Regions from separate parts of the Homo sapiens genome. Here region 2 is linked to region 1. A link is a contact called in ENCODE Hi-C or POLR2A ChIA-PET data. All regions are on one chromosome and are shown on one strand. Each heading gives the region's core, a stretch centred on a gene start or an enhancer-like site at or near the end of the contact. The rest is flanking DNA. Distances are from core to core; before and after follow the strand shown. Region 1 has its middle 28 kb from the start of ARL4A. Region 2 holds the start of ETV1 (ETS variant transcription factor 1).

Evidence for each region. A loop is a pair of places that touch in the nucleus more often than their neighbours do. ChIA-PET counts read pairs that join two places held with the same protein, here RNA polymerase II (POLR2A). Pooled maps may share reads with other maps.
Region 2: a map of K562 shows a loop between it and region 1 (8-fold over the local background). The contact joins the promoter of ETV1 here to the enhancer-like site in region 1. A Hi-C loop is called at or near these places in 1 of 168 maps with a recorded cell type or tissue (K562) and 3 of 50 pooled maps. POLR2A ChIA-PET finds 5 or more read pairs at or near these places in 1 of 52 experiments (WTC11).

Annotation. Positions count from the first base shown.
Region 1 is chr7:12,714,190-12,717,261 of GRCh38, forward strand. No RefSeq gene overlaps it. Among named protein-coding and RNA genes, the nearest start is that of ARL4A, 28 kb to the left of the region's middle. RefSeq lists an enhancer at 1,405-2,072. Within about 2 kb of position 1,627, at least 25 of the 41 ENCODE cell types and tissues checked have a DNase peak (open chromatin) inside an H3K27ac peak, as active enhancers do.
Region 2 is chr7:13,988,176-13,991,247 of GRCh38, forward strand. It overlaps ETV1 (ETS variant transcription factor 1), which reads right to left and starts at 1,491. Exons shown (of 14, transcript NM_004956.5): 1 at 1,388-1,491; 2 at 1,093-1,289; 3 at 833-964. The coding sequence starts at 877. RefSeq lists an enhancer at 3,011-3,072.

The DNA of each region.
Region 1 (3,072 bases), core at 377-2,876:
TAGTTGTTTATGTGTTTAATGTTTGTCTTCCTTCACTGGGCTATGGGGTCCAAGAGAGTAGGAAAGTTTTCTGCCTTGTTCCCCACTGTATTCCTAGAACCTAAAACACTGCCTAGTGTATACTACATATTCAGTACACACTGTTTGGGTGAATACACATCTTCCAAAGACAAATGTTCATTCTCAAGGACAGTACATTGTAGATAGAAATATTCTCTAACTCCCATATACTTTGTAAGAAACTTCACCTTTCTTGGAGTTCTATTATCACATAATTATAGACAGTGCAGTTTATCTTTTACTGCTCCCAATTGTGCCCTTCAGAACATTTAGAAAAGGAGTCATGTAATCTAGTTATACAAAGAAAAGCTTTGAAATAAATCGCTGTCCAACAAAAACCACACACACAAACACACATACACAAAACCCACTCTATTACATTTAGTAATCTTGGTGAAGGGAAGGGAAGTCATATATTTTACCAATTATAGGTATTTTAACCTTTTGTTTTCAAAACTATAATAAAAATATTCAATAGTGTATTGAATTTTAATTTGCAGGAGACTATCAACATATTAGGTTGCTTTGGGGTTAACTTTATAAATTTTTTTTCGCAAAAATCTCACAATAAAGCTTCTGCTAACTGTCCATGCATATTTTGAACTTTTTTGGAAATGTATTATATGTAATTTAATGAATTAAATTTTAAAAATGTGTTCTTAAGTTACTGGACTTTTTAGTAGTTTCAGGAAAGGTAAATCAATATAGTGTTTCTGGTTTATCCTAGTGAATGATTTTTTTTTCTGAATATGTGTTTCCTTGGAATTTAAGTTCCACAGATCATTGATATGTATAGTCTTTTTCACAAGAAGTTTACACATTTTTTTGGTGATGGTGGCTAAGTGGTCTTTAGGCAAAATGATCTGATGAAATTAAAATTGAGCAATTAGGAGGGGAATCTATTCAATATGGACTGATTATGAAAAATTCAGACCCCTTTTTCTTAATTTTCAGGGATCAGAGGGTTTTAAATTATATAAGTTTCTAAACATGTATTCTGTTTATTGAGATGAAGCCTAAATTGGTGGTGGCAGTGGGGGCTGTGTGTGAATAGAAACAGAAAAAGCCTACCATTGACGCCTTTGATAGATTTTAACTGTCCAATTAATTTGCGTACATGAAATGTGTAACATACCAATATTTTGCTCCCGGCACACAGATCTCCAGTGGACATCGACAATCAAAGCTTCTATGATTATTTCACAATATTCAGCAATCCACCCAATGCTAACTGGGATGTTTGATTTTGCAGCCTCTTTCAGAGCAGTTGCTAAAAGTGGCTCCACATCATAAGAGGGCTTCCCTCCCTCAATCCATGAGAGCAACTAGGTTTTGCATCAGTGAAAGGAAGAAAAAGCAGGAGTTTGGCAAGAGGCTGCAAAGAGACGGCACTGGGCTCCACTAGAGTTCCTTCCCACCGCGTTTCTCATCCTGTCTTCTGCCTAGTGGATATGTCTGCGTGGGCGTGCACACACATTGGCTGATGAAACCCCCTTCCTGTTGCACAGGGTCAGAACTAAGCGAGGTGGGTGTAGCTTTGGAGGGTTCTGAAATCTAAGAACCAGCTTCCTTTCCCACCGCTTTCCGCTGAGTCAGTTCACTGCAGAGTGCTCTGCAGGATCTGGAGGCCTTTGTGTTCAGATTATTTTACTAGCTACAAAAGCCACACCCTTGTGCTACACAAACAGAACACTTTGTCCTTCCAGGAGGTCCGTAGTTTGACCACAGTTCTGGGATTTCAAAGCTGCCTCACAGAGGCTTGCCTATTGTAATGTAAAGTGTTGAGCTGAGTGACTGTCCCTGTGTTATAATGCAGCTTCACAACTGCTGGTTTAATGGCTTACCGTGCTAGTGGGGCTTTGAACAACAGACCCTGTCATTTAAAACAGGCTCAGAAATCCATTTATTACCAAAAAAAATTTCAATGACAGTGAGAAAAAAATGGAATAATGCTTTTTGATTTAGAAAAAATCTATTCATTTATTTTTTATGTTTCATTTATTTATTTTAGACAGGGGGCCTCACTATGTTGCCCAGGCTGGCTCAAACTCCGGTCTCCAAACCATCCCCTTGCCTCAGCCTCCCAAGTAGCTGGAACCACAGGGGCGCATACACCTACCTACTCTTTCTTTTTTTTTAAAAACAAAACAAACCCCACACATCCATGTATAGCACACACACACGCACACACACACACACACATATATACGGTCAGTAAATGACCATTGGTGCACAGGCAGCTGTAGGAAAGAAGTGGTGTAGCGGAAGGACGGCTGAATTTGGACACTGAGCTTCAGTTGGCAGCGTAAGTCCCCTGCCTTCCAGCCTGGGAGCAATCATCTTCATGAGATTTTAATTGTATTCCTGTTCTCCTCAAACCCTGTTACAGACTCAAATGCATCTTACATAATTATTACATTTTGAATTCAAATAACTATAAATAACTGCCTTTTACTGAATGGTGATTACATGCACTATACTAAATGCTATGCTCATTTTCTCATTTTATTCTCAGCATCACTTTATGAAGTCACTTCTGTAATCCTCTTTTCACTAATGAGGGAAGAGAGGCTTAGAGATGTTAAATCTCTAGACATGGCCACACTGTTAATAATGGGGAGAACAGAGCTTCTAGCAAGATCTGGTAGTCTCCAGAGTTCAAGATTGCATCTGCTAAGAAACGTGGCCCATTAATTACAGCAGCCTTAGCATAAAGTAGGGCTTGGAGGCCAGTCTGGTCAAACTAGGGGGTCAGAAGACTTGCTTTGAAGTGCTGACTTAGGAAGCACGTTGTTTTTATTTAGATGGTGTAGGGGAAGTGCTGATAAATATTACCGGACAAGTAAGCACCTCTCTCCACTGGCCCAACAAGCTCTCTCCCGCATACGCTTGGCACAATCACCATTGCCTCTTTTATTGCTTTGCAACAGTTTTCATAAAATTATTTGGGGATCATTTTTGCTCCAGCTGTGCAGACCTCTTTTAAGTCTTCCTTTTTGCATTCAGACCCCC
Region 2 (3,072 bases), core at 241-2,740, 1.3 Mb after region 1:
ACAAAGGGAAAGATAAAATCCTTTAAAAGAATGTAAACCTCAGATCACACACACGCACACGCGCGCGCACACACACACACACAGACATGCATACATAAGTCTAATGGATCTTCTCTGAATAGAAAAATAGAAGTCCATAGTATCAACTCTAATATTCATTTTCTCACTTATTTGACAGTGAAAGCTTATGTTAAGCAGGCAGGGAGAGTTGCTTCCCAGTGCCGATCTTAGCACATTACTATTTATCAATCATATATTCATGGTATCTCAGCATCAAAACAACCTGAAGCATTTACACTTAAAGTTGTTTTTAGGCTGGTTCAATGCTAGATTAAAACAGTGGGTTTTATTCTCTCTTGGACAGCCCCTCCTCCCCACCCCACCCCCACAAAAAAAAAAAGCAAAAAGAGTAGAGAAATGAAAAAAAAAAAAAAGAGAAAATGAGAAAAAAAAAAGAAACAAAAACACCCCATATAAACAAAAAGTGTCAGCATTTGTCTCAACTTCATTCTTTTCAATGTGGCAGACAAACCCAGCCAAAAACTTTGAGTGCAGCAGCTGCTGCTGCCCTCCATCTCCTCTTCCACTCATGTTGGGCACTTTAATCAGAAAAAGGGGTCTTAAAAACAAAACTATGCCTTATCCAAATCACTGAAAGGTAAGCTCATTTTGAAGACTGGGCTTCTAGAAGCAGAGTCGCCCTACAGTGGCAACAAAGCAGATAAGTATCTGCAATCCCAACCCCCGTGCCCCCTCCCTTCTCATTTTCTCCCTCTCCCCACCCCCGACGGAGTCAAGTTTATAAACAGCAACTTTCAAACTGATCACTCACATTGGTGACCATGTAAGGCACTTGCTGGTCATAAAATCCATCCATGCTGCTGCTCTTCGCAAATCTCAGCTCAGTATTTTATATTTTGAGCATTTAGCTGGAGATTTCCTCAGGATCTGGACTTCTATCAACCTAGAGGGGAACAAGATGGCTTTTAGGCTTAAAAAAAAATCATGAATGAAGCTCTTGAATTTGCATAGCTAATTACCCTCCGACAGTCCCATTCACAAAAATAACCCTCCCTACACCGCCTCCTTCACCTGGATCCAAAGAGAGCCAACAGAGTTCACAATTTACATATTTTCGGTAGTAGCAAAAATCCGAACAAGAGGCGATGTATTTATTTACACTCTCGATGTTTCCCTGCGCGGTCGGTGTACCCCGGGCAGCTCTGATTCGCAAACGTGTGCAAAACTAGCAATGGCGATCAACGAGACTTGCTTTGCACCTAACGGGACTAAAGAGACGGAGACACCTCTTTCATCAGGATAGTTTTTGCGACCCACAACCATGCAATTATCTGGAGAGACATAAAAAGTTGTTGGAAAGACCCACCTGAAGGCCACGCTAGGCGAAAGGCTGCAAAAACTTCCCTCCAAATTTAATAAAAACATTAATTATAGCCCAGCACTTCCCCCTTGGAAGCCGAAAGCGCCTCTGACAGAGCTCAATTCGGTGGTTTTTCCTCTACTTCTCCTCCAGGGGCCTCCAATCCAAACTGATGGATCGCTGCCTCCCATTGGCTCCGCGTCTCTTTCACAAGATCAGATTTCGGGCTGTCAATCAGGCGGCTTGCTGCCCCTTCCCGCGGGTCTCCCTCGCCCCTCTGCCCTAGGGGGTGCTCGGCCGGTAGGCGCTGGGTCCTCAGCCTGGAAGCGCCACGGAGAGACTCGATTTCCTCTGTAACCCGCTGCTTATTGTTAAGGCGCCTGGGGATACTGAAACCGTGTGTTTCGAGTCGCCAGTTCCCATTATTGGGGTGTTAGGTCCACTATTGGGCTGGTTTCCTTAAAGTACTGTTGTGCGGTTCTGGTATACCCTTAGAGCCGCGATCCACAAAGCCCGTACCGCCTTATTCAGCTGCCCTCCCCTCAGGATCTCCAACCTCTCTACTCTTGCCCTGACTAGGAGCTCACCTCGCTCTCTATCCTCATTCCCACTCAGCTTTTGGCCCAATTTATTTTCCCGTTTTTCAAAACCCACCATCACCATTATGGTTTATCGAAACATTTTTTAAACAGTCATCCTCAACTAAAATTAGATCCTATCGTTCGTGGGACAGAAACATAAAGAATCTATAAGGAAGGCACCTAGGAGATGCAGAATTGCTGATTAGCAGAGGTTGTGATGGGAGGACAACAGAGCAAGCTAGGTGAAAAAGTATAAGTCAAAATGGTCCCTACGTGTGCACTGGGAAAAGGTACTTCCAGTCCACTGTGGCTGTGGGGAGGAGGAGGGAGTGCTTGGGGTTGCTCGTATATCCTAGAACCCGCACGTTTCCTGAGCTTTTGTTATGTATACACGGAGGCGGAGGGTGTCACTTACTGTACTTGACGCTTTCACTTCCTCTCCAGCTTTTAAACAGCCAGAGCCCAGGGTTGGGGGCGAGCGGTGAGATGGCTCGGGTTTCAAGGACAATAACTAGGACGTTAAGCAGTGAGGGCTGCATCTCTGAAGCCACTTGCCCTGATCCTCCTATGGGACTCAGAACAGTAAAGCGTCACTTTAAGGAGCCAGTGTCCAACAGCGGACGGGAGGCCGCGGGGATAGGACCAGGGACTCAATGCTGTTGAAATTCATTTGTGACCAGAACTAGTGACCAAAAGACGTTTCCGGCAGCTGTTCCGCCCGTTAGGAAACGTGCTGCAGTTCTCAATTTCTATTTGAAAGTTTCCTTCCTTAAATAGAACGTTATGGAGACACATTAAAATGGAGTGTAAGAGCGCACAGCACTCAACCCCGGACCTGGGCAGGAGAAAGATCTACTTAAAAAAGAAGCAAACAAACAAACAATCAACACTTATTACTGGGAAAACAACCAATAACTATGGACAGCAAAGACAGACCCCGCGCATTCCCGGAAACTACTAAATCGGAGTTCACAACGCGCGCACCTATAAGCATTTTGAGCGGGAACTGCATTTTAACCCCGGCCAAGGAGAGATTCCAGGAAGCGCCTGGGCCCCGAGGCTGAACAGTGAAGCTCATGGGTACTATCTGAGGGTGCAACCAAGCAGGGG